Linked DNA regions of Homo sapiens: region 1 is linked to region 2. Evidence: chromatin loops called from intact Hi-C (ENCODE). Cell type or tissue: ascending aorta. All regions are shown on one strand. Links, peaks and the distances in the headings refer to the core of each region. The heading gives the core; the rest is flanking DNA.

What was found. Peaks named below come from ENCODE experiments on the same cell type or tissue, not always from the same donor. Only the 100,000 strongest peaks of a DNase experiment are listed, where the experiment ranks them.
Region 1: a loop joins it to region 2, with 2.6 times the contacts of the local background. A loop is called at or near these places in 3 of 110 quality-filtered maps.

Annotation. Positions count from the first base shown.
Region 1 is chr2:30,208,799-30,223,612 of GRCh38, forward strand. It overlaps the pseudogene H3P5. Among named protein-coding and RNA genes, the nearest start is that of LBH, 15 kb to the right of the region's middle. RefSeq lists a silencer at 1-34 and an enhancer at 9,143-10,342. In ascending aorta, for the core only: no CTCF peak of the experiment used is centred there; a DNase peak (open chromatin) is centred at 9,043; H3K4me3 peaks cover 487 bases; H3K27ac peaks cover 2,500 bases.
Region 2 is chr2:30,356,965-30,371,778 of GRCh38, forward strand. No RefSeq gene overlaps it. Among named protein-coding and RNA genes, the nearest start is that of LINC01936, 18 kb to the left of the region's middle. In ascending aorta, for the core only: no CTCF peak of the experiment used is centred there; a DNase peak (open chromatin) is centred at 6,067; H3K27ac peaks cover 1,914 bases.

The DNA.
Region 1 (14,814 bases), core at 7,789-10,288, 150 kb before region 2:
GATTGGAATATCAGCAATCCAAGACTCCAGGAGTCAATCTGCTATTTTCCAGCCCATGACCCTTTCTCTGCATCTGTTTCCCTTCTCAATTTACAGTACATTGCCATTGTCAAGCTGTGCAAAGGCCTTCTCTTGTTTTATTTCATTTTCCTATCATTTCCAGTTTGTGTTCCCATTCCCCCACATATTGTTCTCTTTTTCCCGTTGGTTTGCAAGAGCTCTCTGTATAATCTAGGTGTACATCTCTTGTTGTTTGCAAATATATTCTCCCCAACTGTCACTCAGCTATCTGTAAATTTCACTAAAGAGAAATATGGCTTGTGTTTTCCCACCCTGAGTTCACAAAGATATTCCACATTTCCATCTGGAGTTTAGAATATGATATAAAGTTGACTATGATATAATAAAGTTGAGATACAGCTTTATTTTTCTCCATAGAGTGAGCTAGTTAGAGCCCACCACCAGTCCCCAAGTTCATGTTTTTCTTACTGTTTTGGGGTGCTACCTCTATCATAAGTCAAGTTTTCATATTGAAAAATGGGTTTTATATTTTTGAGCTCTTTAGTTTGTTCTGTATGATTTGCTTGTTTCTGTACCAATACCACATCCTTTACTACCATGGCTTTGTGGTAAGGTCACCTGTCTCTCTCCTCTCCTCTCCTCTCCTCTCCTCTCCTCTCCTCTCCTCTCTTCTCCTCTCTTCTCCTCTCCTCTCCGCTCTGCCCCGCCCTGTCCCTCTTCTCTCCTCTCCTCTCCTCTCTTCTCCTCTCCTCTCTTCTTCTTCCTCTCTCTCTCTTTCTATTAAAAATGGCTTAGTTATTTCTGGATCTTATTTATTTTTGAGACGAAGTCTCACTCTGTCAGGCTAGAGTGCGGTGGCACAGTCACAGCTCACTGCAGCCTCGATCTCCCACGCTCAAGCAATCCTCCTACTTCAGCCTCCTGAGTAGCTGGGACTACAAGCATGTGCCACTATGCCTGGCTAATTTTTAAAATTTTTTTGTAGAGACAGGGTCTCAGTATGTTTCCCAGGCTGGTCTCAAACTCCTGGGCTCAAACAATCCTGCCTTGGCCTCCAAAGTACTGGGATTACAGGTGTGAGCCACTGTACCTGGCCTACTCTGATTCTTAGCATAACCCTGAAATATCCATCTACCTTTATGGTCCTTCTTTATTTTTCTAGTTTTATTGCTTTGGCCAAACCTCTAGGACTATCCCGGAGGGGTGCTTTCAGGCCTGCCACTGTGGCAATGCACAAACTTGGACATTTTCAGAAGTTCACTGAGCTTCAGATTCGCAAACTCTCCTTCCAGAGTCTGGTGCGAGAAACTGCTCAGAACTTCAAAACAGATCGTGCTTCCAGAACACAGCTATTGGTGTTTTGCGGGAAGTGAGGCCTATCTGCTTGGCCTTTTTGAAGACACCAACCTGTGTGCTAGTGGTGCCAAACATGTAACAATTATGCCAAAATATATCCAGCCCGCACTCCAGATATATGGAGGGCATGCTTAAGAATCTGTTATGATGGGGAACATTTCATTCTCAAAAAAAAAAAAAATCTTCTTTCTGTTATTGGTAGTTCTGACCATTAGATTTTCCCCCCCAAGGGATCAAAAGGTACCTAAATATATGATTGCATGTGGAAAAATAGGACAGAAACATCAGGTATTGGCAATTGTCTTAGTCCATGTTGGGCTGCTATAAAGGAATGCCTGGGGCCGGGTAATTTATAAAGAAAAAAGGTTTAATTGGCTCACTATTCTGATGGCTGGAAAGTTCAAGACGGGGCATCTGGTGAGGGCGTCCTGCGGCTTCCGTGTATGGTGGAAGGCAAGGGGAGCCAGCATGTGCAGAGATGACAAGGTGAGAGGAAACAAGAGTTTGTGGGGACCTGGATCTAACAACCAGCTCCGCAGAAACTAATAAGGTGAGAAGTCACTCATCCCCACCGCACCCCCATGCCCAGGGAGGGGATTAATCTATACATGAGGCATCTGCCCCCAGGATCCAAACACCTCCCACTAAGCGCCACCTCCTAACATGGCCACACTGGAAATTAAATTTAAACATGGCCAGGCGTGGTGGCTCACGCCTGTAATCCCAGCACTTTGGGAGGCCGAGGTGGGCGGATCACGAGGTCAGGAGATCGAGACCATCCTGGCTAACATGGTGAAACTCCGTCTCTACTAAAAATACAAAAAATTAGCCGGGCGTGGTGGCAGGCACCTATAGTCCCAGCTGCTTGGGAGGCTGAGGCAGGAAAATGGCGTGAACCGGGGAGGCAGAGGTTGCAGTGAGCCAAGATCGTGCCACTGCACTCCAGCCTGGGCGACAGAGCGAGACTCCGTGTCAAAAAAAAAAAAAAATTCAGCATATCATCAGGTGGGGACAAACAAGCCATATCCAAACCACAGCAGCAGCTTTTCCATTTTCATGTGAATTTTTAATATAAATGTGGGCACATAAAGCATTCAAGAAAGAATGTTTCAGTGAATACGTTTTAGCAGTTCACCTTTATAACAATTATAAATAAACCTGTTAAATTTTTCTGGACAATGTCAGCACTTGAATATTTTTTATAACAAATAAATGTCTTATTGACTAAATGGTATTTGCAGCATTTTTACCATACAGTAGATTCCACGCACTCACTATACTTTTCTGAGCCCTACATGCAAGTACTTTTTTTTTTTTTTTTTTTTGAGACAGAGTTTTGCTGTTGTTGCCCAGGCTGGAGTGCAATGGCGTGATCTGCAACTTCTAACTCCCGGGTTCAAGTGATTCTCCTGCCTCAGCCTCACGAGTAGCTGGGATTACAGGCGTGAGCCTCGCACTCAGCCACAGATACATATTTTTAATGTTGTCTGTCTTCTGTGCAATTCCTGTATGTTTGTTATTAAAATACATTAGGCTATAAATAAATAAATACACTATTGGATACCATCAACATATTTTATTCTGAATTTTCAAATATGAAATAGCCTTATAGTTTTGTGTGTGTGTGTTTCTGCCATCCTCCTCTGACTTTGTAATAAAGATTAGAGCAGTCTTATAGCAAAGGAGGAACTCATTTCTATTTGCTGGGGTAATTTATGTATGTCAAGAGATTATCTATCTTTTTTTTTTTTTTTTTTTTTTTTTTTTTTCTGAGAAGAGTCTCACTCTGTCACCCAGGCTGGAGTGCAACGACATAATCTCAGCTCGTTGCAACCTCCGCCTGCGGGGTTCAAGTGATTCTCCTGCCTCAGCCTCCTGAGTAGCTGGGATTACAGGCATGGGCCACTACACCCGGCTAATTTTTGTATTTTTAGTAGAGACAGGGTTTCACTATGTTGGCCAGGCTGGTCTTGAACTCCTGATCTTGTGATCCACCCACCTTGGCCTTCCAAAGTGCTGGGATTACAGGTGTGAGCTACCACACCCAGCCCTATCTCATCCTTAAAAGTGGGTAGAGCTTATCTGTAAAACCATCTGAGCCTAGGGCTTTTCAGAAAGGTTTTTGATTATATTGTAATTCTTAATTGAATACTTGACAAAACAGTTTGTTATTTATTCTGTTCCAGTCTTGGAATTTTGTATTTTTTCAGAATTGTATCAATTTTAGTAGGCCTCCAAATTATAATTCTTCATAATAGTATTAGTCTCAAACTTTTCATAGCCTGTGGCTTTCAGCATTTAATGCATGGTTTTATCTTCTCTTTTTTTTCTCCACCAGGCTCATCAGACATTTATATATTTTGTTAACCTTTTCAAAAAACCAGCTTGGTCAACGTCTTGTTGTTGATAAACACTATTTCTCACATTTCTGAACTTATGTATATATTTTCCTTTTTTCCAGATTTCTCTATTGAAAAATTAGCTTCAAGAATGTTTCAAAAGTGATTTAGGAATAAGCCATCTGAAGCCTTATATACCTGATACTATTTTTATTTTACTTTTATTTAAATGATAGTTTGTTGAAGTTCTTTCCCATCAACACTTTAAAATATTACTTTGTTGTCTTTTTCTTCTTCTTCTTTTTTTTTTTTCAGTAGAGATGAGGTCACGCTATGTTCCCTAGGCTGGTCTCAAAGTCCTAGGCTCAAGCAGTCCTCCCACCTTGGCCTCCCAAAGTGCTGGAATTACAGGTATGAGCCATCATGCCCTGCCAACGTCATTGTCTTCTTGTATCCGGTTTTGTTATCGAGGTTTTTTTGTCATTCTAATTCTTTTTCTCTTTTCGTTGATCTAGTTTTTCTTTATACATGTTTTGAGAATGTTCTCTTTGTCATTAATGTTCTTAAATTTCACTACCATGTATCTAGGTGAGAGTTCCTTTTTGTATTTGTCTTGTTTAACACTTGGCTTATTTTTCAATCTAAGTTTTGTATTTTCTTTATTTCTAAAAAATTCTCAGTCATCTTACCTCCAAATATAGCCTCCCTTCACTATTTGCTTCCCCCTTCTGGTTCCAAATTCAGCCCTCCTAACCAGTACACTATCCACCTGCTCTGAGAAGGTCAGCTTCGTTGCCCTTATCTGTTTGGGTATGGCTTCCTTCTACCACACCGTGAAAGGCAGGGGTAGAGTGCTGTTTTGTCTTTGTACTCCTGGGGCATCAGTACCCACCGTGTGCTAAACGAATGAATGAACTAAGAGAATGGAGAGGTGGAGGTGGCCACAGGGCTGGAGTCAGAGGTGCTGTGGAGCCAGGGCGGGAGCCCAGCTTCATGACTGTGCTGCGTCACACTCAGGCGCATGACCTCTACTGGGGCTGCAGCCCCTTAAGCAGACCCCTCCCTGTGGGAGTCTTACTGCTCGTACGTTATATATATATTTCCTTTCAATAGGGGCATCCAAAGTCTTAACCCAAAGCGGGCACCGTTCCCTGGCAGCCTGGTGGCAGGGAGGCGGGAGAGATATGTTCCAAGCCCCTCAAATGGCCCACTTAGGCAGTCATGTAGAATCTCGAGAAATACTCCCTAGCTTCCCAGGAACTGACTTTTTCCTGGATAAGTCTCTCTCTCCTGGATGTAGGCTATCAGCTCTCCAGAAACACCCCCTCACTTTCAGTCTCTCTTAATGGTTACTCTCAGCAACCTTTGAACCATTATCGATTCATGCTATTTTCTACCATCTCTTCGATTTCATTTTTCAAGAGGTCTGATGTTCTTTCACTATTCCTGCCTTTCTGATCTTCTCTCATAAAAATCTGCCTTTTCTATAGAAGCTTTATTGGAAGAGGTTTTACACATGAGTTAGGAAATTGGATTAGATTATCTTGGCCACCATCCAACCCTGAATTCATTGATTCTGTGAAATTTACAACACAGTTGAGCTAAACTAGCACCATTGGGGATCACTAATGATTAAATCATCCACCATACCATGGTGCCCTTCTGCTTAATGAGAAGATACAACGCTAACCAGCAAGTTCTATTTGTGGCGTTGAGATTAGTGAGCTACTCTGACATTATCTAAGTTGAACATTCAAACTAACCATATTTCCAGTGTGCCTTAGGTATCTCAGTAATGACAATCATAGTTAACACATATGAGACACCTACAATGTGCCAGGCATTGTCCCAAGTACTTTACGAACTTTTTTTTTTTTTTTTTTTTGAGACACAGTCTCACACTGTCGCCTGGGCTGGAGTACAGTGGCACGATCTCGGCTCACTGCAACCTGTATCTCCCGGGTTCAAGCGATTCTCTTGCCTCAGCCTCCCAAGTAGCTGGGATTACAGGCACTCCCCACCATGCCTGACTAATTTTTTGAATTTTTAGTAGAGATGGGGTTTTACCATGTTGGCCAGGCTGGTCTCGAGCTCCAGGCCTTGTGATTCACCTGCCTCGGCCTCCCAAAGTGCTGGGATTACAGGTGTGAGCCACCGTGCCCGGCCAGTACTTTACATACTTTAGCTCATTTATTTTCCACAGTTACACAGTGAGAGAATTAACATTTTCATCCCTGCATTACAGAAGGGAAAACTGAGGCATGCTGAGGTTATATAATTTACCCAAGATCAGAGTTGGTAAACGATAGAGCTGGAATTCAAACCGAGCAGGCTGGGCTGTTAACCACTGCACATACTACATCCTGAAGCTCAGAGAGATTATTGTGCACCCCCCATGTGGAATTACGCCTTCCTATCTCCTCACAGGAGGCTGCCAGAACTCCCTTCCCCTCCTATCATTATGACATGCGTCTGGGCTTCACCTTTTGCACATCTGAAAAGAGTTAAAAGAATTAGGAGACTTTTGAAAGAGATGGATGGTATAGTAAGGAAAGATACTGAAGCCAAAACAGGAAATAGAAAGTCAGTCATGTTTGGGTCAAAGTAAGAAGAGTTAGAGAGGGAAGAAGAGGACGAAATTCAGGATCTTATGGAGGGCTTGGAAAGCATGAGAACACGCCAGATAAAAGGAAACAAATAAAAAGGAAGATGTAAAATAATAAAGATGTCAATTGTTCCCAAATCAATTATACAATTTCAGCTGAAGTCTAACACAGCTTTTTTTTTTTTTTTTTTTTGGTTGGGTTTGGATTGTGTTTGGTTTTGTTCTGCTTTGTTTTGAACTAGACAATCTGATCTCAAAATTCCCTTGGAAGCACAAAGGGCCAAGAATAACTGAGAAACAATTTTGAAAAAGTACAAGGTGGAAGAACTTGCCCTACCAGATATCAAGATTTATTATCAAAATATTTAGAAAAGAAGACAATATAGTCTGCGCACAAGGATAAGTAAGGGAGCAGAATAAAGGGCCCAGTCACTGGCCTGCCCATGTTTGGAAAGAAGATGGGGCAGAGATGATGTTACACGCCAGTGGGGAAAGGGTATTCTATCTGATAAATGAGTGCTAGGAGCAACCTTTATCCATATGGAAAATAGTAGATTTCTACATCAGATCATTCCTGGGTGATCTTAAAAAAAAAAAAAAGCACAACTTTAAAACTTAAAAACTTAAAAAAAAAAGCACAACTTTAAAACAGAAGATGAAGACATAGAAAAATTCTTTGTAATTCTTTGTGACTTTAAGATGAAGAGTTCATTTAAAAACACTGAAAATAGAAACTTGGGGTAAGTTTAATTTTAAAAGTGGTAATGTGGACTAGTACATTAAAACTCACTTTTGTACAACAAAGGCCATGAGAACAAAGTGAAAACCAAGCCATAGACTGGAAGATAATATTTGCAATGAATACAATATGCAAAGCGATATCTCTAATTAATAAGAAAAAGACAACATATGGGGGAAAATGGACAAAACTATCAATTCACAGAAAAACTCCAGGTCAATAAAAATATAAAAAGATGCTTACTTTCACTATTAAAGAAGTACAAATCCAAACAACAATGAGATACCATTCACACCCACCAGATAGCAAAAGTGTATGTCAATGCCAAGTGTTGGGAAAGATGTTAAATCATGGAGTCTCATTCACTGCTAGTGGAACTGTAAGTTGATCCAAGTACTCCAGAGAGCAATTTGGCAACAACTAATGAAGATGATCATGTCCAGAAATTCCACTCCTAGGCATATAGTCAAGAAGACATGTATTAAGATATTCACTGCAGTACTGGAAACAGCTTAAATGTCCATCCACAAGAGAATAATTAAATTGTATTAGAGTTATACAATGGAATACAACACAGTATGTGTCAGCATAGATAAAAATCTCACAATTGTAATGCTAAGGGAGAAATGAATATTGCAGAAGATAGTGATACTACAGATATGATTATACACTATATAAAATTTAAAAGCTGGCATAATAATCCTTTGCAATGTCTGTGATACATAAAAAATGTAGTAAAAATAGTAAAAGTATAAAAACACATGTGAAGATGATTAACACTGATCTCAAAACAGTGCTTAGCTCTGGGAAATGAGGGAAGAAAATGGGATGAGGGAGGTGTACAGAGAGGAACTCAATTGTATCGCTGATATTTACTTTCTTTGAAGTAAAAAGACATGAAGCAAATAAGGCAATGTGTTAATATTTGCTAAAGCTGATGTGGCCATCATTAGCGCTACCCACCAAATATTTCTGGCTCTCTGCCTGCCAGGCCCATAGTAGGATTCTATGTCCTCACCCATTTTGAATCAGGAGCAGCCTAGAGATTTGCCTTGGCCAATGAAATGTGACTGGAATTGACTTGTGTTTCTGGCCTCTTGAGCCAATGCACAAAAACTTTGGCCAACATGGCAGCCCAGAGACAAAGCTTCTGTCCTCCCCAGTCCCTGAGCAAGCATGACACCCCCAGGCAACCCTAGGAGGATGGGAGGATGGGAGGGAGATGAGTGCTGTCAGCCGCTGAGGTTTGGGGGTTGTTTGTTACTACAAGTCTACCCTGGAGAATAGAGCTGGAAAATGGGTCCACTCCTATTCACTGTATCAGTCTCTGATTTTATCTACATGTTGAAATATTATCAAAAACATTGTAATACTTTTAAATTGGACTGGCTTTCTATCTCTTCGTTCACGAAAATTCTCTGTACTGGCCTGCGCAAGGCCCCTCTCTTAATTTATTAACTTTTGTGTTTTCAGAAAGTGCCTCTGACTTGGGATGGAAGCAATGTGGAGCTGTAGGAGCCTCCTGGTAAAAAGGATGAATGGCAGAAATCATTGATTAAGCCCAGATTTCTGGGTGAGCCCAGATTTCCTCCAGTGCTGTCTGCTAGCATTTCCCATCAATCTGGGGACAGAAACCCAATGAGAAAATCTTAGCTTTTCTCCAGAGAAATGTAAGCAAGAATTTTGATGAATGCAACTGCCGTTGATTCTTTGTATGGCTTTTAGAAAGATCACTTCACCCTTTTTCCCACTTCTCTGCAGTTCACCTCTGGGAGAAATGTCAAGAAAACTTTCCCACACCTCATGGCTTCCAGGTTCCTTTTTAGGGCTGCCTGCAAGGCCCACAGGGAATAAAAGGCCCAGCAGGAGGTGGAGGAGGGGCAGCATGGTGAGAGAAGGAAGAGAAACTCCGTTCTTGGCCAGTTGTGCTCCGTACTGTGCAGACACACAGGCAGCGCCTGGAAGTCACCGAGAAATGCAATGCCTTTGAGAAGTTCCGTGGAAAGAATGACATCATGACCAGTCACTCCCCCACCCCACCTTTTTTCCAGTGGGAGTGAGAAATAAATAGACTGACACATTTTCCAGTCAGGGAGCCATTCTGGACAGCAAGTTTACCTTGGCACAGGAGCTCAGGTGGGGCTGTGAGAAACCTTATCTGTGCTTGCCTGGTAAACAAGGAGCCTGCAATCTCCCCGGAGTCTTGGCCACTGAGCAGGTGACTGCGGGAGGCAGGTGAGCAGAGCAGGTGAGCAAGGTGAGCCTCGGGCCCAGGAGCACGCTGTGTTAGGTAAATATTGCCTTAACTTGATTGATGGACTCACTAACTGTCTGTTTGTTGCCAAGAGAAATGCCATCACCGCCAAATTCAAAGGTAAAATTCCTGTCCCTTAAATCAAGGGTTCTCAAACTGTAGTGCGTTACTAGGTCACCTGGGGAATGCCATTAAAATGCAGGTTCTGATTCAGCAGGTTGGGATGGCTGAGAAAATTGCCTTTCTAACAAGCGGCTGGTGATGCCGAGGGTGCTGGTCTGTGGACCACTCTCTGAATTTGCAAAGTCTTAATGCTCAGATGACTGTATGCATTTTACACGGTCAAAATAGTTACTGATTAAGGAGCACTGATGCAGGCTGCAGGTGTCGTACCAGATGTTTGCTATCATCTCTTGTAACTCTTCACACCAACTCTGCAAGGTGGGTGTTATTATCCCCGCCCCCTCCTTGGCTGGCAAGGAAATTGAAGCTAAGAGAGGTTAATTCATGCATTATATGTGTAATTTCCAAAAGATTTCATTGCTACCTTCCCTCCTTTCACAGTGATCTGAAATAACCCAAAGACAAAAGATAATAAACGCCTGTGGTAGAGACGGGTGTTGTCTGCTTGTGGTGATCGGCCCTCTTGGCACCTGGAAATGAGTAATTTCGTCCGTACATTGTCAGGGCCAAGCTCAGGAATTCAGAAATCCTGGTTATCTAGGTTTGGCCTAGGAGGTCCTCTCTTCAAAAGAGAGAGTAGCTCCAAAAGGTGGACAAGACTGGTTTTTCAGATCCCTCTGGTGCTGATGTGTTCGCCCCTAGGACACGCAGTTGGAGAAAGTTCTTGATACCAGGAGGAGTTGCTTTGATGTGTCAGCTTGGAAAGAATGCCTCGTAAGGGCCATTCAGGACTCCAGGAGAGCAACAAAAACAAAAAAGCCCCAGCTCGTGGAAACATCAAAGTGAAGGCAAATATAACCAGACTGACCCACCTGGAGGTATTTAAATACCTTGAAGAATGGTGGTGTGTCCTTGCAAAACCCAGGCAGCTTTCAGGTAGAAACTTGAGTCATGTCTGGATCATAAGGAGTGAGGTGGCCCCACTGGCTGTCCCTGGCCACTCATTATAATCAGGAAAAAGTGAGGACAATGTGAGACTCTCCCTTGGAGAGTCTGAAAACTTGGAAGACCTGAATTTTGGTGACCACTCAACAAGTCAGTCTGCTCCAGGGACCCATTAACATTGCAACCTCATTCCTAGTGGTGCCAAGATGCAGCCATGATTTGTACTGCAGTGTGGGGAGGCCAGATTTGGGCCCTCCTGGAAGTCCACAGCAATTCCGTCCCTGGAAAGTTGTTGCACAGAGGAAAATACAGCGCCACGTCCCAAGACAAACTGAAGGCCTCCAAAGAAGACATAAGTAATTTTGTTCTTTATATTTTACATCTTTACAGAAAGTATCCGAGTTTACAAAAACCACATAAAATAGAACAAAGTTTAAAAAATAGAATATAGAGGGAAAGGAAAAATAATAGATAACAGAGGACAAAGCCCAGTGTGGCTGCTACCTTATTGCTGTAAGGTCCTGTACACTTTCAAATCAAACTCTGACTTCCCAACCCACAAAGCAAAAGTTAAAGAAATGCACGTACAGCACTGCACCCATGATAAGAAAAACCAGGCAGCTGCTGCAGAGAAGCACATCTATTCCTGATGCTGAGGCTCCCCATGGGGCCTCATGAGAAAGAATTGGAAGACACAGTGGAAGGCCACCAAGAGCATCCCCAACAACAGCCCTACCATACACCATAGGGAGTTTTCTGGGATGGAGTTTCCTGGGATGGTTCCTATGACATCCCAGTGCAGGCTACTGGCCATGCCAATGCCTGGTCCAGTGAGAACAATTATGGGAGACTCCAGAATGACCTCTGCTGAGCTGGCTTACACCTAGGACAAAAATCAGAGCAAAGAAACTGCTTTGGGAATCCGAGGGGCCCTGCCTCTCTGGGAATCTGAATTCGGGCTTCTCCCCAGGTCTTGTGCCAGCTTTGCTCTTTGCTTTGGGAGGGGAGTCCCTAGGGTTTCCAGCAAAGCTGCCGTCATTGAAGACAGAGGCACAGCACATAGCCCATGCACAGGCCAGGCCCATGGTCTTCCCACTGAGACCTCTAGCCACAGAATAGTCTCCAGTCGAGCAGAGGCTGAGGAGAAAGAGGGACTAAGTGCTGGTCCTGGGTTCACCAGTCACTGACAGTGGGAACCTCAGAAAGCCAACTCCTCTCTGTGGGCCTTAGTTCTGTCGCCTGCGAAGTGGAGCAGACGAGCTAGCATCGGATCTGTCCTTTTCCTGAGGATTCTCATGGCTGCAGAGCTCTTCAGTGCATGGCAAGCTGAAGAGAGGCAATGAAGCAGGGCTGGAAGCGTTGGGGTCTGTGGAAGACATGAAATGTACCACCCAGATCCGCCTTCTACGGAGGGCCTTCTGCCCAGCTGCGGGTATGGAACCAGCAGCCTGCCTCCAGCTGTTTGTTCCTTCAAAGTCTGCCACAGCTGCAGAAAGCTGCCTCCCCCAAGATCATGCCCTCCCAAGATAGCCCATGCTGTGGATTGGGTGCAGCAGGGGAATAAAGGCCCAGGCACTTTGTCCCTGTGCAGATCACTCTGAACAGGTAATATTAGCTCCAAAGCTCCTCACAGAATTGGCCAACATTTGTTGAGCCTGCATTTCAGTTAGACTTCTTTTTCTACCCAAGCCCGCTTCTTCCTTCTTCTTTGCACAGGTGTTGCTCCCAAAACCTGTCTTGGCATCTGCTTCTGAAGAACCTAATCTGCAGCAGAGGCCAAGCACCCAAGCACAAAGACTTGCCTGGCCTATGACCTTTGGAACAAACACCTGAGCCACCGTGGACCCAAGAGCTAGAGAAACAACCAGCGTGGATGGTCTGACAGCACCGCTGGCCACAGCTGCTACTCAGTGGCCGTTCATCACATGGAAAAGGGACATGACCCTCTTCTCCCCAAACAGCCCCCTCTTGACTCTGTTCTTCCAGCGGATGATGCCAGTTTTCCAGCCACCCAAGCTCAAGATCTCCAAGCCTCTCCCAAGTTCCTTTCCCTTCTGCTCCTATATCCGAACAGTTACTAAGTTTTGAAGCTCCATCTTTGCATACACCACCTCCCTCATGGGCTACTGCAGCAACCCCATGAGGACCCCTCCCTCCTTACTATAAGATGCTCACCCCTGGTGCAGGTCCTGTCACTGTGATTCCTGCTCGCGCTCCCCACCATATGGGTCACTGCTCTGTGGAAGGAAGGAATGACATATTGGAGTCACACCTGTTTCCCCGAAGTCATTGGGAAGTGTTCGTTGCTGCTTGTTAGAAATACCCAAACACAAACAAAAGGTGGTAAAACAATGTGAATTCGATGAGAAGTTTCTGCTTCTGTTTGGATTGAGGTCAGTGTTATTTCCCTAGCGTAGACCCAGAAAACAGAGCACTTGTTCAACTGAGGAGATGCCCCTGGCATGTAAGTGAATGTGCTTGTGTGGACATGTGGAGGTCTCAAGAACAAAAGAAGAGCTGGGCAACTTGCTGGCACTTGATACCCAGGTGTTTCTTAATGTTCCTGTTGAAGAAATAGCTGTAAAATGCTGAAGGAAATGCCCGCTTCCCTGTGTACAGAAGGCAGGCTGCGAAGGTGGGGCACCATACATTCTAGTCCAAAGAGGACTAGTATGACCTCCCCATTAGGCCACACGAATCCCACAGCTGTGTGCGTGTAGCCAAGATGTCAGCAAGGTGAGACCCCACACAAATACTCCAAAATGTGCTGGAAAGAGGGAGGGATGGAATATCAACCATTCTATTTGGCATCATTCTCTGCTAAGAGAACAGGCTTGGCCTCTCTTTTTCAGAAACCAAGAAAGGGCTTTGCTGCCTTTGCTATGTTTTCCTGTTAATCAGCAACAAAATGAAATCATCAATTTGGGTTTCCCTACCCCTTCTTTTTACTGTTCTTCAAGTAGGCCCAATAGAGGATAATTTACTACTGCAATTTTGTGTCAAGGAAGCTGAGTGCTTGTTACAGTTGCACAATACTTACTGCGCCATAAGCGGAGGGCAGGAAATATCAGGCCCATTTTACAGAGAAACAAACTGAGCCCCAATAAGTGAAAGGAATTGGTGGTTCTCTTATTAAGAATGCCTGCAGCATCATATCTGGTGTGTAATCCATTTACTTTCTTCTTTTTAAATAGAGAAATTACTAAGCATTGTGGAGGCTTAGGGTCCTGGAGATGAAGGCAGTAAAATGAGACTAATGCTGGTGAGGGTGTATGAAGGGGCCCTCTCTAGGGTGGAAGTGGAAGCCAAGTGGGTCAGCACTTTTATTGGTACAACCTGCAACCATCCCAGATAAAATAATCAGGTGGCTAGGAGTGGGGAAGGTCCCCCCTACCCCTGGGAAGACTCAAACACACAGAACATTCTAGCTTTTTGCAGTAATAATATCATGGACATTAAAGAAGAAGATCAGAAAACAGCTTCAGATGCATCACCTTCTGTCTTTCTGGTGCTCCTTTCTAAGAGGAGGCCTGGATGAGAATGCACAAGAAAGCCAGGCACTCACTCAGGAGAGTGCAAGCCAAGGTTCCTACCTGGCTGTGCCTCTGAATTCACCCACCCAGGGCCCTTGGTGAGGGTGGGAGGTGTGGTGGCCAGTTGCCCCGCCATCTTCAGTAGCTGGGGGCAGTAGGGCCACTGGCTCTGCCTGAGGCCAAAACGTGCCACACTGGCTGCTCACTGGGCTCTGAAACCCTGCATGTAAGCTACCCCGAGGCCTCACCAAGCGTGTGGAAATGTCTTTCTGCTGTCATTACTTGTCCTGGCTTTTGCTCAGACTCACACAGGACTTACACCCCTGGGCAGGGATGCTGAGTGCCCGGGTCCCCTTAGTCTAAAGCTCTGTCCCTTGGAAGGAAGGAAGGAAGGAAGGAAGGAAGGAAGGAAGGAAGGAAGGAAGGAAGGGAGGGAGGAAGGAAAGAAGGAAGGAAGGGAGGAAGGAAAGAAATGGTATGCCCAGATCTTTTTTCCCCTCTTCTGAGTTAAACAGCTCAAGTGCTATGATCATATTAGATCTAGGGACAAGAATTCCAATCAGATCCCTCCAGAAGGACTGTGATGGACAAGGAAAGTCACCTCATACTGTGCCCACTGGATGCACCCACCCCAGCCCTTCCAGGTGGTTCCCCCTCTCTCTCTCATCATGACATGGTTTCCCCCTGGGCTTCAACCATCAACCATCAATTTGCCTCCAGGACCAGAGACTTTCCTGTCACCCACTTACCCTGTCTGCAGTGCCACCATGAAACTGAGGCCTTTGAGGTGCTGCCTGCATGTCATTCTCACAATAGTGTGAATTCATTTGTCAGATCAAGTTCTCTTGCCTGGCAGCTGCCTTGGCTTAGAGAGCTGCAGGATGGAAGTTTCAGTGGAA
Region 2 (14,814 bases), core at 4,768-7,267:
CAAGGGATTTAGGAGCTCTGTGTCAGACATTTCTATCATCCAGGAAATTATAGAGGTCTTAGGAGCTCTGCGTCAGGAACTGGAGTCAAATACCAAATAACAGAACAAAAAAGTTTCCTAGCACCCCTATCTACCAGGGTTTTAAGAATCAGAAATCAGGGGCTGAAACCAAATCCATGTTACTTTTTTCTTTTCTTTTCTTCTTTCCTTTTCTTTTCTTTTCTTTTTTGAGACAAAGTCTCATTCATGTTGCCCAGGCTGGAGTGCAATGGCGCGATCTCGGCTCACTGCAACCTTTGCCTCCCAAGTTCAAGCGATTCTCCTGCCTCAGCCTCCTGAGTAGGTGGGATTACAGGTGTGTGCCACCATGCCCAGCTAATTTTTGTATTTTCAGTAGAGACAGGGTTTCCTCATGTCGGCCAGGCTGGTCTCGAACTCCTGACCTCAGGCGATCTACCCGCCTTGGCCTCCCAAAGTGCTGGGATTACAGGCGTGAGCCACCGTGCCCGGCCTCATGTTTCTTATTATACCACAACATCACAGGACTCACGTTTGTCATCTCGGATGCCACACCAAGCATAGGTGAGAAGTGATGGGAGACAGGAGGGCAGGGGGAGCACAGGATGAGGTCGCTGCCACTGAGCTGGAGAGGGAGCCCAGGGCTGGGCGACTCCATCCTATCCTGAAATGCAGGTAGCCACCAGGTGGACAAGGTGCTTTGTTTTAAAGAGCCCTTGCAAGGTGCTCTCCATCTCCAGAGAGCTGAAAGGCAAATTAAAACTCATGCTTCCCTCCTGCATATGTCTTCACTACATAAATAAATGATTGGCTAAAACCTAGTCTAAATATCCAAAACTATTACCCGTGTTTCTTTTCAGTACGGTGGAATTACAGGGGCTTTCACTTTCTGCGTTATCTATCACTTTGATATTTAGCTTTTTCATAGGAACCATTGTACTGCTTTTGTCATAAAAAGCAATGCTTTTTTTTTTTTTTTTTTTGAGATGGAGTCTCACTCTGTTGCCCAGGCTGGAGTGCAGTGGCACAATCTTGGCTCACTGCAACCTCTACCTCCCGGGTTCACACCATTCTCCTGCCTCAGCCTCCCGAGTAGCTGGGACTACAGGCACCTGCCACCACGCCCGGCTAATTTTTTGTATTTTTAGTAGAGACGGGGTTTCACCATGTTAGCCAGGATGGTCTCGATCTCCTGACCTCATGATCCGCCTGCCTCAGCCTCCCAAAGTGCTGGGATTACAGGCATGAGCCACCGCGCCTGGCCCTAAAAGTAATGCATTTTTAAATGCTGGTATAAATATTTGCAGAATGCCAGTTGCCTATGCTTTTCAATGGACTTTCAAGGAAAATCTGTCATTTGGAGAAAGATTTTCAAATCATTGCAACCTCGGCACGATTCAGTGCCCTCTTCCTTATCTTTTCTGTTTTCAGAGCAGCTTCCTTAGCACTGGGGCTACCCTTCACTTTCCCAACTGGAAGGGTTTTTGACCTGATCAGCTCCTCTGTCCCTGCTATTGCCTGGGCACCTAAAGCACCTCCTGCCTTTCTCTCCACCTCCCCACCCCCCACGCCCAGGTGCTCTGGCAGGCATGTCACATCAGAGGCTCACATGTTTCTCCACCTTTCCCCAGTACAGAGAAGACATCTGCCTCCAGTTCGTAGGATGAATTACTCCCTTAATTAATTACTCCCTTAATCGATGATAACTTCCAGTGCAGGAGAGGGTGGAGGCTCTAAAACATGATTGTGCTAGAGAAACCTCATTGTTTTGTACCAGAAAGTGGTCACAACCCTGGCTGCCTCATATGTGATGTTGTGGAGACAGTAACAAGGAACACTTCAAAAAGAGAAACTTTCTGAAAATAAACCAAAAGTGGCCTATGTGCACAGGTACAAGTCCATGAGGCAGCCTCTCAGCTCTTTCATATTGTTTGTCCCAACACCGCTACTTTGCCCAGCCTGACGCACATAGGCATGGAGATGCTGAGCGTCAACACGGTGGAGTCATATCACGTGATCACAGATCCCAGCTTAGGTGCAGTCATTCGAGCCACTGAGCCTGCTGTTCTGTTTAGTGAACATATGCCCCAGGAGCCAGAAGCCAGCCATCTGCCTGAGTCAGCCCTGGCCCCAATATGTGTGAATATGAGTCTAGTGCTTAGTGATACACACTTCCACACAACATGGTCCCTAAATGTAAGACAATCACTCCATTGCATGTGCACCCAAAATCACAGCATCTGTTCCCAAGCTGATGGAAACGCCAATTTGTCAGAGTCTTCAACATGGTACCTTCTGAAGGAAGAGTCAAGGGTGAGTCTGATCATACGTGATCTTTCCTTGTTTGCTGAATTTAGAGAGTAACTCTGCTTAAAATGTTACTCCCTATATGTGTAGGTTGCAGACACCCCTGGATTCTTTGGGGGCAGTTCCCCAGGTCCTGCTACATTTGCTGTTGACATTCCCTTATTTTCTTTCCATCCAGCTCCAGACCCTTGTCCCCAGGTTTTGACCCCACCCAGACCTTTGCCTGGGACGGAAAGCTGCTTCATTTCAGGAGACACCTGAAGTACCTGGGTTGGTTCAGAGACTACCAGAAGTTTTTGGACTTCTTCTAGTCCTTTAATGGCCAAAAGGACTCAAGGGCCTGGCATGTAATGGAAAAGGCATCACCTCTCTCATGGAACGCAGCTGGAAGGACCAACCCCTTCATAGTTACAGGAATCTGAGCTATGAAGACACTAGCCAGGCAACAAGGCCCTGGGCTCAGACACAGATGAAGTTTCTCTGGAAGAGAAATCTGGCCTGTTACAGACCTGGGAAGTGCCAAGGCTTAGCTCCTGAGAAGGATTGCTGGTGCTGACAGCTGGGAGTCAGGACTCCAGGGCCACTTGTATGGAAGCTGGTGCCCGTGGTGCAGGAGGATGGGGGCTCTGGATTCTGCACCACCCCCCATAGACTGGCCCCTCAGAGGGCTCCTGTGGTGTCAGAGCCCTCTCACAAGCGCCTGCCGTGGTTATCAGCTGAAGCTGAGTGCTTGTGGAGTGTGGACAGAGGGCAGAGGGAGAGAAGCAGCCATGGGCTTCCTGCCAGGAAGCTCAGCAGCTCCGAGGAGACTGGAGAGTCATGGGACACAGTGCGTCCTCCCCAGAACAGCCTCCAGCCTGCCAGTTCAGAGCACACGCTTGGAGGCAGGAAGGCTGAGGTCCAACCCCATTCCTGCTATGGGCCAGCTGAGAGCTGTGGACAAGTCATTCGGCTTCTCTGAGCCGCAGTCTTCTCACCTGTAAAGCGGGGGTAATAATACCCTCCTCACAAGGTTGTTGCAAGGCTTTGTGGGGAAAAATACAAAGTGCACAGAGTTGTTCAGTAAGGCGTGGGCCTGCGGGGAAAGGCGGGGCCATGAGCTGGCCAGGGGAGGAAAGGACAGATGGGGACTCCAGATAATGAAAGCATCTTTGCATCCTCAATGATATAATCTGGGTTTGTTGTTGTTGTTGTTGTTTGAGACAGAGTCTCGCTCTGTCCCCCAGGCTGGAGTGCAGTGGTGCAATTTCAGCTCACTGCAACCTGTACTTCCCGGGTTCAAGTGATTCTCCTGCCTCAGCTTCCTGAGTAGCTGGGATTACAGGTGCCCGCCACCATGCCTGGCTAATTTTTCTGTTTTTAATAGAGACAGGGTTTCGCCATGTTGGCCAGGATGGCCTCGAGCTCCTGACCTCAGCTGATCCACCCTCCTCAGCCTCCCAAAGTGCTGCGATTACAGGCATGAGCCACCGCGCCCGGCCCATCTGGAGTTTTTTTGTTTGTTTGTTCCTCATAAAGGCTACGAGGAGAGGAAGGGGCCTAGAACACAGGATGGTGGAAGAGGGGCTCATGGGTGGAGGGGAGGAGAGCAGATGAGCAGGGACCCTCCCCCTTCCTCGGCAACCATGGGGTTTGCCACACATATATTTTTGATGTCCCATGTATCAGGTGGAGATGTCAACTTCTATGAACTGAAATAAACTGTTTCCCTATGTGTAAAATGAAGGGCACTTCAAGTCTGTCCAAGTACAACCAGGTGTCTCTAGATACCCCGAGCCTGAGAAATCACCCGTGTAGATGCACACAGGCATACACTCACACATATGCACAATCACATACACTCACATTTTGTTACCTGGGTTCAAATTAGACTAGCTGATAGTTGAGGATAGCCATGGGTTCCAAGCTTAGGCACATCTTTGCTGTGGCTGTTAGGCCTCACCCAGGTTGAGAGAAGGACTAAGACCCAGGTCTACTTGCTTGTCTGGTCTCTCTATATTATCCTAGTAGCAAGTTAGAGAATTGCGCCAGGGAGAATGCAGCAGAAAAGAGGAGGATATGGAATCATCCTAGGGCAAGCCAGGAGGCAGGGGTACAAGGGCCTTAGCTTTCCTGTACCCCCAGATACAGCCCAGAGTGAATAAAAAGCTGAACTCAGCCCAGGAAGGTCCTGGAAGACCTGCCAGTGCCTGAGTCACACAGTGATGCCTGGGCTGAAACCAGGGGGAGTCAGGGAGTAACATTTACAGGGTCTTCTCCCCATGGCTCTCTCAACCCAGGACCAAGCATGGTGGCTTCCTGAGAGTAGCAACACTGAATCATTGAGTTATTTATTCATTCACCCCACAACCACTTCTGATACAGACCTACACCCTGCTTTGGGGGAGCTCAAAGCTTATTTCCTGCTCCACACCCCCCACCCCCAATGCTTCCTGCGCCACTGACTTCCCAACAGGATAAAGGAAGCCTTCTCCTGGAATCTGAGTGTAATGTGGGCTGGATTCAGGTTAGCCAAATCCAGGGGAAGGCAGGGTTTGAAGCCTCTGGGTTTGGCATGTCCTGGCAAGCAGCGGAGTAAAGAAGATTCTCCTTTACCCTGTGCCCCGGTGCCTCATCTCCACTCTGTGCCTTCTCAAGCTGGTGGCAGGCTGAACCAAATGCCCCCACGTTGGTAAGTGTCACCCACACCCCCTAGCCACCATACCACAGGTCAGCTCCTGACAAACGTGCAGGTGTTAACCAACAGACACGCCACGAGGACACAGAGGGAGGCGACAGATTCTGGCCTGGGGATTCGAGGAAAGCTTCACAAAGGAGGAAGAGATGAACCAGGCCTGAGAGCTGGTTAGAATGTTGACAGAAGACTGAGGGAACATTGTCAGCAAAAGCTCAGAAGCAAGAACAAATGAAGGGGGAAGACAGGTCGCTATGTACCTCAAGTGACTCACCAACTCGGAACAAAACACTTCCCTTTACACGGTTGAAGGGACATGAGCTTTGGAATCCAAAAGATCTGGCCACTTACTAAACATGTGGCCTTAAGTAAATCACTTAACCCCTCTCTACTTCAATTTTCTTATCTGTGAAGTGAAAATATTTCTACCAATTGTACCCATCTCACAGGGCTGTCTGAACCGCAAATATATCATCACAAAAGCAACTAGCTAGTGGTTGCTTAGCATGTGGGAGACACTCGGGAAGTACTGGGTGTCTCCTTCTCTTCCTTCCTTCCTTCTTTGGGCCTCCATTTCCTCTTCCTTGAAATGACAGGAAGCTACTCTGCCCCCACCCCAATGCCATTTTGCTCTGGAGACCAGTGGATGACTGAGACATTCCAAATTCCTCAGATGCAAACAGCAGAAAGAAAAACAGACTGTGGACTAAGTTGGTATCAAATGTACACGTGATTTTCCCAAGACAAGGTGCCTTTAGGCTCTGTGCAAGAGTGAAGCTTCAGTGGAGAGCCAGGGATAGAGCTGAAGCTAACAGGGAGAGGAGAGAAGGGAGAGAAGAGAGGGCTAAGTTTTTTTTCATTTGCAGAGCTCACAGCTCAGCCAAATAACATCTTTAAATACTATTGACATGACAAAGCCAAAGTTCTTGGCTTAGGCTGCGATTTTTTCTGTTCTTTTTTTAAATCCAGATTTGAAGAATGTACCTTCTTTAGAACTATGTCTGCCAGTCCAGTCATTTCTGCCCATGACGGTCCAGCTCAGAGCTGAATCAGGTTTGCCAAGGTCAAGGAACAAGTTCCCTGGCTCCAGCAATGCACACTTAGGGAAAAGAAATTGGGTGCTACAGAAAGCCAGGCATGGACGATTCCTCCTCATGGAAAATGAGCCTCCTCAATGTCGCTTTCTGTCACTCTCTTAAACTCCTATTCCCCTTCACACTCTTGCGTATGTATACTTGCATGTGTGCACGTGTGTGTATGTGTTTACAGGTACAGCGCGTGCCTGGCTGCTGTGTGTCTGCTGTAGGTCTTGCTTTCTTAATAGGGTAGGATTTCCACATCCTTCTGCAGCTAGGACTGCAAGAATAAAGTGCAATGGAGAAAGTAGGTAATTATTCCTTTTCTTCGGGTTTTAAACTACTTCCACCTAAAATAAGGTAATTGAGGTTGGAGTGGGTGGTCCATCCTGCTCGAACTACCCATATGATTACTTCACTTTTCCCATTCACTTTGCGTGCATAAGACATGGCATCCATATCATCCAGGTCAAAGAACATATACATTAAGTAAGCCACATAAATAGAGATAGAGGTCACCAGCCCAGTCTCTCCACAGGTGGCACATTGAGTCATGTAACCAACAAGTATTTTTTTCAATCAGCAAATATTTATGGTGCCAGACACTGTGCTAGATGTTGGGGACACAATGATGACTAAAGCGAACATAGCCCTTGCCCAGATGGAGCATATATTTTAGTAAGGAAAAAAGAAAAAAATAAGTAAATGAACAAGTGCAATGGTTAGAAATTATAATGAAGATCAGAATGAGTCACAATTTTTCTATGCTTATTGTACGTAATTTTTGGTAATAGCCCACAAAAATAATTTACACCTGTGAGTGAAGTTTGATCATCTGCAATTGTCCCCTCTCCCAGCTACCTGGTTCCTTGTCTAATTGCTGCCACAAGCCCTTTCTCAGGTCAAGGGCTGTCCTCAAGACTTTATTAAATAAACAGGTGTAAGGTGGGTGCAGCGGCTCACACCTGTAATCCCAGCACTTTGGGAGGTCAAGGCGGGTGGGTCGCTCCAGGTCAGGACTTCAAGAGCAGCCTGGCCAACATGGTGAAATGTCATCTTTACTAAAAATACAAAAAAAAAAAAAAATTAGCCAGGCATGGTGGCACATGCCTGTAGTCCCAGCTACTCGGGAGGCTGAGGCAGGAGAATCGCTTGAACCCAGGAGGCGGAGGTTGCAGTGAGCTAGATCAGGTGTGCAGGGAAAACCATCGACTCCAGCAGGAGAAGCCCCGAGCCTATGACGTCTAATAGCTGAGTGACCCCGAGCAAGTCATTTTTCTCATCTGTGAAATTAGCATCCTACCTACCCTACCAAACCAGAGGGTCCCCGTGGGAACCAAGGAAAACCAAAGCAGAAATTCTCTGAAAAAACTAACACTCCAAATGAAGGAGGTGCTGTTGATAAAGTTTCTCCAGAAAGAAGTCTAGCAAGTCTGAGAGGGAAGAGGACATCCTCCCCAAATGAATGGGAGAGGAGAAGAGGAGGAGAAGTGGGAAGAGAGGAGCAGGAGGAAATGGGGAGGAAAGAGGAGGGGAAAAGAGGGGAGGGGCAGGAAAGGGAGGGAAGCGGGAGGAGAGGAGAGTAGTAGTAGGGGGAAGAGAAGAGGGGAGGAGAGGGCAGGGGAGAGGAAGAGAGGAGAAGGAAAAGCTGGAATGGTAAACTTTTCCTGACTTGGCAGCCAAGATGAGAGAATGAAACGGTGCAGGAAGAGGTATCCTGTTGGAGAAGCTACATAGTGCTCTATAATAAGCGCTGTTCACTGCCTCCAGAGGTTGTACAGGTGGAAAATACCAGTGAGTTCCAAAGAGGTTTAGCTAATTCCCACTGGACCAGGCCAGCCAGGTGGAGACAGCTGGCCCAGGGGATCCTACCTGGCCTTTCTGTGGCACTGGAGGTTGTCACACTTGGCAAAGATGGCTTTTTGAAGAGGTAAAAGAAGGAAAGAGTTGGCAACTAGGCAGGTATTTTGACCACCAAGGACTTTTCAAACTGGACAAATCTTTGAGTGACTTTTCTTTTCATTTAAATAATTACAGCAACAGCAACAGCCACTATAATTTAAGCGCTTGCTGCATGCCAAACATTGTGGTTAGGGTTTCACTGCCTTTGTTATATTTAACCCCCACAGCAGCCCTATGAGATAGCGTCATCCTCCGTACACATAAGGAAACCGAGGCACTGAGAAGTTAAGGAACTCCCTAATCTGTGGGGAGCTGGGGTTTTATACGTCCACCTCTAAAGCTCATCTTTCTACCACAATGTTAAAGACAGACCAGTAGAGGGAAGACAACAATCTCCCCTTTGTTCTCAATCCCAGATTGGGCTGGCCTGGGAAATGCCACAGGTGATTCTTTTTAAAGGAAGGAGCCAGAACCACACAACTTCTGAGAGTCAAAGAGATTGATCTAGCTTGTACGTGCGTCCCCGCCCAATGTCATGGTGAACTGTGATCCCCAGTATCGGAGGTGGGGCCTGGTGGAAGGTGGTTGGATCATGGGGCGGGGTTTCTCATGAACGGTTTCGCACCATCCCCTTGCTGCTGTCCTCGCACCAGAGTGAGTTCTCTAGAGATGGGGCTGTTTAAAAGTGTACAGTGCCTCCCTCTCTCTCTCTTGCTCCTGCTCTGGCCATGTGATGTGCCGACTCCCCCTTTGCCTGCCACCATGATTGTAAGCTTCTGGAAGCCAAGCCGATGCCAGCACCATGCTTCCTGTAAAGCTTGCAGAACCATGAACCGATTAAACCTCTTTTCTTTATAAATAACCCAGTCTCAGGTATTCTTTTATAACAATATGAAAACAGCCTAACACAGAGACTATTGACCAACCTCTTTCTTTGGATGAAAAACGCAAAGTCTCTATAAAGGCTCAAAGCCACATAACTGAGTAGTGATGGCATCAAAGCAAAGAAAAAAGGAAGAATAAATGGATTAATGTTTTTTCAAACTGTGGGTGCTACCCAGCAGTGGGTCATTGAATTCACTTAGTGGATCATAACAAGGAGTTTACAAAAAAAAAAAAAAAGAAAGAAATAGAATAGAAAAGAGAGTGCATTGCACATCGTTCTAGCCAGTCATGGTTGATGGCACTTCTCAGTGTGTGTGCTTCTATGTGTGGACAAAGTAGGAACGGAAAATGACCATGGGCCATACATAGTCAAAAACCTCTGAACACCACTAGACTGAGGAGTAAGCATAGCGGAGGAAGAGGCCGTGGGATGGACAGGAAGTTTGAGCAAAATCCAAGATTTGCTCCTGCACTGCTAGCAAAACAGCTCTGAAATAACCACAGGGCCTATTTTTAGTGCTGCTGAAATTACCTTTCCTTTGATCTCCGGTATTGACCAGAATGGCTCCTCAACAACACACGCAGCTCCTTGGGGCTGACAGAGGCCCAGGAAAGCCGTCACGCAGGAAGGAGGCCAGGGCGGGCTTTTCTATAAACCCCACGGCTGTTTCCCTTTACTGACTTCCTTAGCCTGTCGGGGGATTAGAGCAGGATCCTCTGAAACAGGGAACAGCATCCTTCACAACAGGATGTAGCAGGGACCACACACTGCTCTGAGTCAGGCCGCCAGTGCTGAGCAAGGGCTGGTGGCCTCTGAGCCCCACTTAGTCACTGGCAGACAACCTAACCCTGCCAGGAGCAGGAGGAGACATAGCTGAGGGCCCAAAGGGGTCATGGAGGAAGACCCTGGGAACAGGCCCTCTACAGCCTCAGGGTCCCAGTTCCTGCACCTGGGGCCCACCCAGCACACGAATCTTGAGTGGGAAATAGAGGGTGTCTCAAGGATTCTGCTCATGTAAGAAGGCATGCTTGGGCTAGTGTGCATATGTGCATGTGTGTGTGTGTGTGTGTGACAGAGAGAGACAGAGAGAGAGTGTGGCGAGAGTAAGTAGGTGCAGAAGAAACTAGAACCATCAACGAACATATGAGAAAACACCAGGAACCTTGTGCCTGGACCACAGTAGGGGTTGGTAGGGTCCCTGCTGCAAGCAGAAGTGCAAACCTCCATCTTTAATATGTGTGGGAATCAGTATGCATGTAGGTATATGGGTTGGGGAGTAGAGTGAGGATAAAACTGTTTATAGTGACCCAAGAAAACTTTTAGCCCTGATGACAGATTGTAGCTAAGGAATCCACCAAATGAGAATAGAGAAACTGACATTTTGGCTAAGTTACGCAAAAGTAATGGTATACTCACTCACGTTCAGGGACTATTCATCGTTTAGGTCTAATTTCTATATAGCTCCATGATTGTGCTTGTCATTGAACCCTATGTGGGATTAACTTTACTGTAGATTTTGTTGCTGTTGTTGTTGTTTTGAGGTAGGGTGTCCCTCTGTCACCTCGGCTTCAGTGGCACAATCACGGCTCACTGCAGCCTCCACCTCCTGGGCTCAAGCGATCCTCCTGCCTCAGCCTTCCAAAGTGCTGAGATTACAGGCATGAGTCACTGAGCCTGGCCCATTGTAGGTTTTATTTGTTGCTTTAAGCTCTGCTCATACATCAGCCTTCAGTGAGTGTCGTTCCTAATATAGGGCTGTTGTGCTTATAACTTAAAACAGCCCTGAGGGAATGTGGCAGATCCTCAGAACCAGTTCCAATTACTGTCCAGAAAACAGCCTTCTTGAGAAAGAAGTGGCTGCTCAGAGATGTGGTCAGCAGAGGGGAAGGCAAGTGCCCAGGTGTCCTGGCTCTCAATCCCTAACCTGCAAGGGAATGGGCGGGGCTGTTTCTATTCCCCCTCTGCACCCCAGATTCTGGTGGGAAGGACTAAGAGAGATATTCCTGGGAGAAAGACTCACGGAAGCTCTGAAGCATGACCAAGGGCTACTCTGCAGCTGAAGACACACAAGGAGCCCTCTTGAAAGGCCACGGTGTCCAGTGAGTGAGACACACTTGGGTTCTAATCCTAGGTCTTCTCCTTAAAGACTGTGTAGCCCTAGCAAGTCACTTAACCTTCTGAACTTTATTTGTATCATCTCTTTTTAAAAAGATAATAATACTTGCCTACTAGATTGTGAGGATTAAATGAGAACAGTGAGCAAAACTCTTGGCTCAGGGCTGACAGAGTAAACTCAACACTGGTGCTTACCTGCTTGGAAAGTTGCTCATTAATTTGGTGTTGGCCTTTAGGGCAGGGAGTCTTGACCTCTTGTTCCCTTGGGTTCTGATGTTTGGGGTGGTCTCCTGGCAGCCAGTGGTCCCAACTCAGTGAGGTCTGAGACTTTCCTTCCTTTCAGCATGGCCTGCGGGGAGCTCTCAGGCCCCAGCAGACAGAGACTTTCTGCCATGGCTCCAAAGCAATTGTGGCTTGGAAAGAATCTTTGGCATGTGTCATGTCGTCCCCCACAAGCCATGATCCATAGCGTGTTGGAGAAGTGCTTTGTTCTGGGGCCAAGAGGTCATGCTGTAGGAGGGTCACCCATAAGTCTACATGCTAGGCAGCTCCCCAGTCATGTCCCTCGCTCCTCTGCTCCCTGTCCTTGGCGCCATCTGCTCTGGATCACAGGTCCAGCCCAGGAGACTGGACAGCTGCCCTCCTGCTGGAGGCCTGGGCTTGTGCCTGAGCTCAGAGAGGGCTGTCAATGATTGGTGGCTATGGGGCAAGACCAAGTCCTTGGTCCGTGGAGAGATTTGTGCACTTAGGGGACCAGGAGGGACCGGAGCTGGTATGGGAAAAGAGTTGTGGTGAGAACACCTGAGGAACCAGATTCTCTCAGCTCCATCACTCAATTGTGTTGGGACCCTGAGCAAGTCATGTTCCTTCTCAGGCCCTGGTTTCTTCATTGTTAAAATGAAGAGGTTGGATCAAACAATCATTAAAGTCCCTTTTAGCTTTATTATTTTTAGGCTACAAATTCCTGGCTTTCTTTTTTTTTTTTTTAATCCAAGACGGAGTCTTGCTCTGTCGCCCAGACTGGAGTGCAGTGGCGCGATCTCGGCTCACTGCAACCTCCACCTCCAGGGTTCAAGCAATTCTCTTGTCCCAGCCTCTCGAGTAGCTGGGATTACAGGCGCATGCCACCACGCCCTGCTAATTTTTGTATTTTTAGTAGCGACAGGGTTTCACCATGTTACCCAGGCTGGTCTCGAACTCCTGACCTCGTGATCCACCTACTTTGGCCTCCCAAAGTTCTGAGACTAGAGGCATGAGCCACTGCACCTGGCCAGTTGCTGGCTTTCTTACAAGGCTCATAGTTCTGTAAATAGGAGCACAGTTTAGCACGTTTCAGTGGATGGGATGGGGCACCGGCTGGAAGAGGGTCCTCTTGGCCACCACGGTGTGGCAGCAGAAATGGAGTGTGGCATGTGTAGGTAGTGAACCCCTGAACCCCTGATCAATGCAAGGTTTGATTTCCCTAGTCAGAAGGCTCCTCTAGGTACAAGGTCATTTTCTTTATTTTTCTGTAATTGGTCTCATTTTTCATTTCAAGCTCTTATTTTGGCTGATGCAGAAAAACTAGTATAGTTACTTCCAAGTAAAACAGTCCCTTAAGTCATTTTCTCAATCATTTTAGTATTCAATTCTATTAAATTTAAGATTTTCATTCTTACTCACTCCCCAGAGTTGATGCCAAGGGCGGGATCTGGAGCATCCATGGAAAAGGGAGGCTATGTCTCTGCTCAATCTGCCCCGAGTTCTTTTTTTGAGATGTAGCATGTTTCTGTCTGGTCCTTAAACACGTCCCTTTTCCAAGCCATTACAGGGGCTGCCCTTGTTCAATCCTGGCAGATGCTCCCTTTGGCAGCGTCCTCTCTGCTCCATGCCCCCATTCCTGCTGAAAGCCCCTTTGCAGGCTGGCAGCTTCCTGGAGGTTACTCTCTGTGCTCACTTCCACCCCCTGGAAGAGCCATGTAAACCTGGATGTTTGGGGTGAGAAGGAGGGCTAGGGGTAGGATGGGGGTCAGGGGTTCTCTGCCTAGACATGCCACATTCTACTTCTGCTCTGCAGCTTCCACACCATGGTGCCAGAGGACCCTCTGAGGCTCAGCACCACTCGAGGCTTTCCCAGGGAAGTGACACATGGTCCTCACCTCCCTGAACCCCGTCCTTGTAGGAGTGTCCTGTCATCTCCTCCACGCCAAGACCCAAAAGGAAACAGGTCTCAGGCCTCCCAAGATGCATCTAGCTCCCTAAACTCTCTTGCTCCTCTCCAGCTTAGAGGGTATTGATCTGGGGTGGGGCAGGGGACAGGGAGAACTATTAAATAAAGATTTTACATATCATATCTTTTCAAAATAATTTCAACTTTCGGCCAGGCACGGTGGCTCACACCTGTAATCCCAGCACTTTGGGAGGCCGAGGCGGGTGGATCACCTGAGTTCAGGAGTTCGAGACCAGCCTGACAACATGGTAAAACCCCATCTCTACTTAAAAAAAAATACAAAATTAGCCAGGCGTGGTGGCGCATGCCTGTAATCCCAGCTACTCGGGAGGCTGAGGCAGGAGAATCGCTTGAACCCGGGAGGCGGAGGTTGCAGTGAGCCAAGATCGCTCCATTGTACTGCAGCCCGGGCAACAAGAGCGAAACTCCATCTCAAACAAACAAACAAAACAAACAAACAAACAAACAAACAAATTCAACTTTTATTTTAGATTCAGACTCCATGTGTAGGTTTGTTACATGGGTTTATTGTATGATGCTGAGGTTAGGGGTACAAATGATCTGTCACCCAGGTAGTGAGCACAGTACCCACTAGGTACCCATCACTCCTGTCTCACACCTGCATTGAGGCCTTGGGCCTCAAAAGTCAAGTATTTGGTATCTTTGTTATGTGGTTCCTTTGAGACTACTACCCTTTTTTGCCTGACTGGGAAAAAAAAAAATCACACATCTGTTAACACTTCCAATATCAAAGACTCTGGAAAGTGCTAGTCAAGGGTCAGAGCTAGTCCTAGGTTCTGAAATGCCTTTGACAATAATATGGAATTGCTAGTGTCCAAAAAAAAAAAAACAAACCTCACAAAATCAAATAATCCAAAGGCTCTATAGTAAGTACAAAGCACAAATCCTTCACCTGGACTTGAAGGTCTTCTTCTTCATGGCCCATCCCAACTTTCTTTAGAAACTTCTCAGTTTCTGATAGTTGGAGCACAGAGGGCAACAGGGTGAAAAAAAATGAGGCTGGGGAGGCAATAGAGTACCAGCAATAGGTGGGAGAGTACATTTGGTTTGATGTAGTCAACTGGTTGGTACTCACTTCTTCAATCCTTTCCTGTCTCGAATCCTGAGAGGAGGGTTGGACTTTTTTCATGCCTTCTATAGCATCTGATATGGTTTTCCTGTGTCCCCACCCAAATCTCATCTGGAATTATAGCTCCCATAATTCCCACATGTTGTGGGAGGGACCTAGTGGGAGATCATTGACTCATGGGGGTGGTTTTCCCCATATTGTTCCCTGATAGTGAATAAGTCTCATGAGATCTGATGGTTTTATAAGGGGAAACCCCTTTCATTTGGTACTCATTCTCTCTTCCCTGCCACCAAGGAAGATGTGCCTTTTGCCTTCCACTGTGATTGTGAGGCTTCCCCAGCCACGTGAAACTGTGAGTCCACTAAACCTCTTTTTCTTTATAAATTACCCAGTTTTGGGTATGTCTTTATCAGCAGTGTGAAAACAGACTAATACAGTATCTAGCTTGGGGCTTTGCATAAAGTAAGCACTCAATTAATTCTTGTGTAGTAGTTGACCAAAGATAGGCGTTAATAAAGGTTTAGGAACCTGGTTCTA